2 separate regions of the Homo sapiens genome follow, and region 2 is linked to region 1. A link is a contact called in ENCODE Hi-C or POLR2A ChIA-PET data. All regions are on one chromosome and are shown on one strand. Each heading gives the region's core, a stretch centred on a gene start or an enhancer-like site at or near the end of the contact. The rest is flanking DNA. Distances are from core to core; before and after follow the strand shown. Region 1 holds the start of ACSS2 (acyl-CoA synthetase short chain family member 2). Region 2 holds the start of DYNLRB1 (dynein light chain roadblock-type 1).

Region 1 (3,252 bases), core at 5-2,504:
CAGGAGTTCAAGACCAGCCTGGACAACATGGTGAAATCCCATCTCTACTAAAAATACAAAAATTAGCTGGGTGTGGTGGTGTGCACCTGTAATTCCAGCTACTCGGGAGGCTGAGGCAGGAGAATTGCTTGAATCCAGGAGGCAGAGGTTGCAGTCAGCCGAGATTGTGCCATTGCACTCCAGCCTGGGCGACAGAGCGAGAGACTCCATCTCAAAACAAAAACAACAACAAAAAAAGAGAATGTGAATGATTTTTCCTATTTGCACAGACTTTGATATTTTACAAGCCTTAGCTTCAAGCCTGACGAGGAAGTAAAACCAAATCTGGAGTCAAAGAACCTAGCTTTGGCCCTAACTTGGTCGTTATTTGCTCTCTGACTGTGCACCAGTTCCTTCCCTTTCCTGGGTTTGCCATTTGTGCAATTAGGAGGTGGGCTTATTACAAAAAACCTGAAGGTGTCTCCTAGTCTTCACTTATTGAGTCTTGTACTTTAGATCTGGATGGAGATTTGTGAAGGCAAGGAGATTGAAGACATGTCCTCATAAGAGGGAGAAAATCTGAGCTGGTTCCAGGGTGAGCAGAGAGGAGGTGCTGTCGCCAGAGCATGCCCTCAAGGTCATGGGAGAAGTTTTTCCGGAGGACGAGAATGTGGGTGTGGCTCAGAGAGGGGGGACCTGGAGGGAAGGGTGTCACCTGGAAGGAACTGGTGATAGTCAGGACTGTGCAATCAGATCACGGGGCGGCTCCGCGATGGACCTTACTCAACTCCTCTCCTTAGTCCATCCCTTTCCCTTTCGATCCTTGCCTTAACCCAACCCCTTATCTGTCACTCCAAGACCCCACCCCACTCTGGTCACTCCATGGCTCTGCCTCCTCTCCTGTCACAACCAGCCGGGTTACTCCCCATCACTCCATGGGCCCACCTCCTCTCCTGTCCCGCCTGGCCCCGCCCCTCCCTTGGCACTCCACGGTTCCACCCTCTCCCTTGTCACACCCGGCCCCGCCCCTTCTGCTTTCACTCGACGGCGTCACTCCTTCCGGCAAGTCAGCTCCACCCCTATCCCTCGACTTTTCCTTATAGTATTTCTGTCCTTGCCAACCTCGATCCCTCCCCAACCAGACACGGCCCCGCCCCCTCTGGCACCGCCCACCCGCCAGACTAAGCCACTCCCCCACTCACCAGGCCCCGCCCCTCTACGGAGGCCCCGCCTCTAGTTCGGCCTGTTTTCTCAGTCCCGGCACCCGCCGCGACCGCAAAGGCGGCCGCGGTTCTAGGAACTTGACGTGATGGGGCTTCCTGAGGAGCGGGTCCGGAGCGGCAGCGGGAGCCGGGGCCAGGAGGAAGCTGGAGCCGGAGGCCGGGCGCGGAGTTGGTCTCCGCCGCCCGAGGTCAGCCGCTCCGCGCACGTCCCCTCGCTGCAGCGCTACCGCGAGCTGCACCGGCGCTCCGTGGAGGAGCCGCGGGGTGAGGCCCGGCCCGGGCGGGCCTGGGGTGTCAGTGAGGAGAAGAGTGGGGGCTCCCTGGGGGAGTCGGGGGCTCCCTTGGGAAGCTGAGGGGTGGGTGAGGAGATGGAGGTTCTGTGAAGGAAGAATTGCGGTTCTTTGAAAATGGAAAAGGGATTCCGGGAGGAGACGAGGGTTCCATGGGAGCTGGGGAGTTCCCTGCAGACTTGGAGGGTCCGTGGTGGAGATGCGGGTTTTTGCGAGGAGACGCGGGATTCCGTGAGGGAAGAAGTGAGGTTCCTTGAGATTGGGACGGGGAGGTCGGCCAAGAGAGTGAAAGTTTCATGGGAAGAGAAGGGGAGTTCCTGAGGCGAAAAGAGGGTCTCTAAGGGGCGACGGGAGCCTTGAAGGGAGGAGGGCCACGAATAGAACTTTCTTTGCTTCCCTTTCACACCAGCTCAGCCACTGCCTCCTGAGACCCTTAACCTGTGAACTGTTGAGGGCAATAACGGGTCTGGTTCCCATCTTGGGGTCCTCAGATTAGTAATGGAGTCCCCGATCTATTTTTAGTATATCGGACATCCTAATGGAAATTACGCGGTATAAGACTGAACGAGTTACTACGATGTCAAGTTGTTTTATTTATTTTTTTAACTTGGGCTGGGATTGTATTAGTAATAGTTCAGAAGTTCTGATAGATGGTTCCATGTCTGTTAAAATGTATGAGGAAAATCGGCCAGGAGCAGTGGCTCACGCCTGTAATCCCAGCACTTTGGGAGGCCGAGGCGGGCGGATCACTTGAGGTCAGGAGTTCGAGACCAGCCTGGCCAACATGGTGAAACCCCCGTCTCCACTAAAAATACAAAAATTAGCCGGGTGTGGTGGCGGGCACCTGTAATCCCAGCTACTCGAGAGGCTGAGACAGGAGAATTGCTTGAACCCAGGAGGCAGAGGTTGCAGTGAGCCACGATAGCACCACTGCACTCCAGCCTGGGCGACAGAGCAAGACTTTGTCTCAAAAAAAAAAAAAAAAAAAAAAAAAAAAAAAGGTATAAGGAAAATCCCCCTACCCTTGCCCTCAGTCTGGGTAAAGGACAGATAGATAGACAGATAGATAGATAGATAGATAGATAGATAGATAGTTTGTTTTGAGACAAGGTGTTGCTCTGTCACCCATGCTGGAGTGCAGTGGCCCGTTCTAGGCTCACTATAGCCTGCATCTCCTGGGCTCATGCGATCTTTCCGCTTCAGCCTCCTGGGTAGCTGGGACTACAGGCGGACGCCATGACACCCAGCTACTTTTTTGTATTTTTTGGAGAGACGAGGTTTTGCCATGTTGCCCAGGCTGGTCTTGAACTCCTGGCCTCAGGCTTTCCTCCTTACTTGGCCTCCCAAAGTGCTGTGATTACATGTGCATGAGCTACTGCGCCTAGCCAAGGAGTCAAAATTGCACCCCCATTGGGAGGCAGCATGATGTTTGGTTGTGGGACAAACATGGGCCACGAATCAAATCCAGAAAAATCTAGATTTAGACCCTGGCTCTGCTGTTCATTTACTGTGGGGTCTTAGGCAAATTTTTAAGCCTGTCTGAGATTCCTTTTCTTCCATCTATAAGATAGGTCTAGTAATACTTGCCTAATGGGTTTGTATGAGGTCTAAAGTGTGTAATAAGTATGCGCTATAACATGCCTGATGCACAGTACACATTCAATAAATAGTAGTTAGTCTGATACAATATAAATCAAGCAATTACCAAGTAATGCAAGACAGGATTCAATCAAGTGTAAAGTGGTGGAGTTGGGATTTGA
Region 2 (3,739 bases), core at 983-3,482, 360 kb before region 1:
TACAGGCGCACACCACCACCCCCGGCTAATTTTTTGTGTATTTTTAGTAGAGGGGCTTTCACTATGTTGGCCAGACTGGTCTCGAACTCCTGACCTCGTGATCCGCCCACCTTGGCCTCCCAAAGTGCTGAGATTACAGGTGTGAGCCACTGCGCCGGGCCAAAACTCTAAGCCTGCCACTCCGGGACATTCTTGGTCCTATTCCAGCTCCTCCTTCATTCTCATTTTGGCTCCTGTCACATGAACTATTGGCCATTCTCTTTTTTGCTTCTGGGATTGTAATCTGTTAAAATCCTTTCACTCCTCTCAGTCTGGTTCTCCATGGGCAAGACAGTGGTGATTCTTCCAGTGCTTATCTTCCAGGATGTTTTAGGGTCCAGTCTCTGCAGCACTTCTTCCCCTTGCTAAATGCTTTCCTAATGTTTCCAGCATTCAATAGAAATTCCTTTGGATCCAGTCCTTTTAAAAATTTATTTTGAAATAATTTTACATTTACAGAGCTGTTGCAAAAATGGTTAAGAGTTCCTGCACAGTCTTCACCCAGCTTTCTCCAATGTTATGATCCCATATAACCATGCTAGAATTACCAAAACTAATAAATTAACACTGGTAAAAATAACACTAAACTACAGCCCTTACTCAGATTTCACCAATTTTCCCACCCATGTTATTTTTCTTTCTCCTTACTCCTCTAATCTGTGACAGTTCCGCATTCATTCCTTGCTTTCATGACTTTGAGATTTTGGGGGGCGGGGGCGGGGTACAGGTATCTTGTAGAACATCCCTCACACTGGATTTAGTGAAATTTTCTCATGGTTTAAGGCTGGGAGTTTTTGTGGAAAATGACTCGGAGGTGATGTGCCCTTAACGCATTTTTATCGGGGCACACGGCATCAATATCTCCCCTTGCCAGTAATACTAACTTTGATCTGGTTACGGTGGTGTCTGCTAGGTTTCTTCGCAGTAAAGTCAATCCTCTTAACATGCAGACACTCCTGGAAGGAGAACCAAATCCTTCCTCACTGAAGAGCAGCTACTGTGGAATGAAACTTTGGAGTTAGATCATCGTTGAATCCAGCAAGCTACAGTGCCTGGGAGAAACAGCATTTATAAAGTATCGAGGTTACCGATACTTCCCTGAAGCTACCGGAGATAACGTTATGTGCGTGTTCAGCACAGTAATGTGGCACAGGGTTCACTAAACGGCAGCATGTTTTAACAGAAGTTATTTACTCCTAGAGGACCCAGAAACGTTTGCGGCCTGCCGGAACAGGACAACATAGGGCTCTGGGAAGAGTCCCCCTTTCAGAGGTGAGAACAAGACAGAACACACAGATGTGAAGTGCCTTCTGCTAGGTAACGCGAGGCGGGGCTGAGCTCGGATTCTAAAGACTCCCAGGCCAGCCCTAACCAATTCATCTCCGAGCTTGCACGGCATCTTACCCGGAGACTCGAGGTACCTGACTCCAGCCCCACCCCAGGCCTGCCCGATCCCGAAGCGCATTTTGGCCCTGGGCCTCTCTCTGGCTCAGTCTGGGCGCAAAGCGGGTCTCAGCAACCGTCCCACTTGCCTTCATACCCTCCCACCACGCTCCACTCAGGGACTCCAGAACCAGCTTAGACCTCCATTGAGAGCTGAAAGCCTCTTCCGATACCGAGAACCAGCACTGAAAGCCTCTTCCGATACCGAGAACCAGCATGGTTTTTGTTTTGTTTTGTTTTAGTCAGGGTCTCTTGCTCTGTCGCCCAGGCTGGGGTGCAGTGGCGCAATCTCGGCTCACTGCAGCCTCGAACTCCTGGTCAGGCGATCCTCCTACCTCAGCCTCTGGAGTAACTGGAACTACACGAGCGCGCCACCACGCCCGGCTAATTTTGTTTATTTTTTAGTAGAGAAGGGGTCTCTCCATGTTGCCCAGGCTGGTCTCGAACTCTTGGGCTCAAGCAATCCTTCCGACTCGGCCTCCCAAAGTGCTGGAATTACAGGCGTAAGCCACCGCGTCCAGCCAGAACCAGCATCTTTTCTGCACGGCTGGAGTTGGGAATTTTCCACAGCTTAGCGCACTGCTCCTTAGCTTTTCGCTTTGCCACAGTGGAAAGCAGATTTTCCAAGAATCCTGGCGGAGCCAAGATCGGCTCGCCCGCCCCCGCCTCACGCTGGCTCCTGATAGGCAGCTAGAGCTGTCCGTTTTGACAGAAACCTTTGCGCAGGCGCAGAAAGGCACAGGACTCGCTAAGTGTTCGCTACGCGGGGCTACCGGATCGGTCGGAAATGGTGAGCGTGCGCCGGGGTCTTGTGGCTGGCGGCCGCCCACCACCCCACGCCAGGCCTTCAGTCTTCCGAGGATGAGGGGATCTCAGAGCTCCGGACAGGGAATCGGTGGTGGCTGGGCGTGGCCGGGCCCGGGCCCCAGCCGACTTGAGGGTGGAACCCGGCGGCGGAGGCCTCTAAAGCCTGACCGAGGCGGGGCCGCCGGATCCCGCTGCCCCTTGACCGGAAGCGGGAGCCCAGCCTCGGCCAGGAAGAGATGATGGGCGAGGGGTGGGCGGCGGCCCTGCAGCCTAGAGTTTTGGGGCCTTGGTGCGCGATGGCAACCCTGGCAACGTTTCCCGGGAGCTCAGTTTGTGGCAGGCTCTGCCAAGCACTTTATGTATCTTGTATTTCCTCCGCCTCCTCCCAGCTCTGTGAGGTAGATACAATCTTTAGTCCCATTTTGTTATACATATCTGTTATTCAGCGCCCCGAGAAGCCAAGTGCTTTGCCCCAGGAAATAGTGGAGATGGATTTGAACCCTAGAAGCTTGACGGCCGCCACTCTGTCGGCGTGGTTCTTTCTAGCCGCTGGGACTGGGTGCCAGAGTCAGGAACGGGCGGGGTCTGCTCTTGGGGATCCCAAAGCTTGCTTTCTACCTTGCTTGCTGCAGCTGTGGGTTCTCAACGCCGTTACAGGTTTTGTGTTTGTAATCCTCACAGCTTGGGCAAAATTTGAAAAAGTTTCAAATTTTAAGCCATGTGAATATATTACTTTTTCAAAAATCTTATTTAGAAATCTAGAGCTTGTAATAAAAAAATTGAAAAAAGAAACCGTGTCATCACCTAGAGGCAACCACTTACAGTAGTCATATGACTTCTAGTCTTTTTTGCTTGTTTTTGGTTTATACAGTTTAGCCCCTATTGAATGTGCAATTGTGGGTTCTGTGTTTTTCATTATTACACCACAATATCTCCACATCATTACAAACATGTAATAATGCTTCAAATATGTATAACTTCATTTTTCACATCACTTCTTAAGCTGTAAAAAAAATTGATATATAATAGTTGTACACATTTATGTTGTAGATATACATGTAATATTTTGATACATGCATATGATGTGTAATGATCAAATCAGGCTATATTTATTATAGAATATCCATCACCTTAAACATTCATTATTTCTTTTTTTTTTTTTTTTTTTGAGATGGAGTGTGTCTCTGTCGCTCAGGCTGGAGTGCAGTGGCACCATCTTAGTTCACTGCCACCTCCGCCTCCCAGGTTCAAGTGATTCTCCCGCCTCAGCCTCCCGAGTAGCTGGGACTACAGGCGCCCACCACCACGCCCAGCTAATTTTTTGTATTTTTAGTAGAGACGGGGTTTCACCGTGTTAGTCCGCCTCAACACGGTGGTCTCGATCTCCTGACCTCGTGATCTGCTCGCCTCAGCCTCCCAAAGTGCTGGGATTACAGGCGTGAGCCACCAC

What was found. Hi-C counts contacts between places; a loop is a spot of excess contacts on that map. ChIA-PET counts read pairs that join two places held with the same protein, here RNA polymerase II (POLR2A). Pooled maps may share reads with other maps.
Region 2: a map of CD4-positive, alpha-beta T cell shows a loop between it and region 1 (2.8-fold over the local background). The contact joins the promoter of DYNLRB1 here to the promoter of ACSS2 in region 1. A Hi-C loop is called at or near these places in 3 of 168 maps with a recorded cell type or tissue (CD4-positive, alpha-beta T cell, CD8-positive, alpha-beta T cell and naive thymus-derived CD4-positive, alpha-beta T cell), 1 of 37 single-sample maps with no recorded cell type and 10 of 50 pooled maps. POLR2A ChIA-PET finds 5 or more read pairs at or near these places in 5 of 52 experiments (H1, MCF 10A, activated CD4-positive, alpha-beta T cell and 2 more).

Annotation. Positions count from the first base shown.
Region 1 is chr20:34,875,358-34,878,609 of GRCh38, forward strand. It overlaps ACSS2 (acyl-CoA synthetase short chain family member 2), which reads left to right and starts at 1,255. Exons shown (of 18, transcript NM_018677.4): 1 at 1,255-1,466. The coding sequence starts at 1,289. RefSeq lists enhancers at 474-553, 574-623 and silencers at 894-1,033, 1,114-1,543.
Region 2 is chr20:34,514,190-34,517,928 of GRCh38, forward strand. It overlaps DYNLRB1 (dynein light chain roadblock-type 1), which reads left to right and starts at 2,233. Exons shown (of 4, transcript NM_014183.4): 1 at 2,233-2,272. The coding sequence starts at 2,270. RefSeq lists enhancers at 1,255-1,314, 1,425-1,664, 2,053-2,918, 2,585-2,764 and a silencer at 2,125-2,234.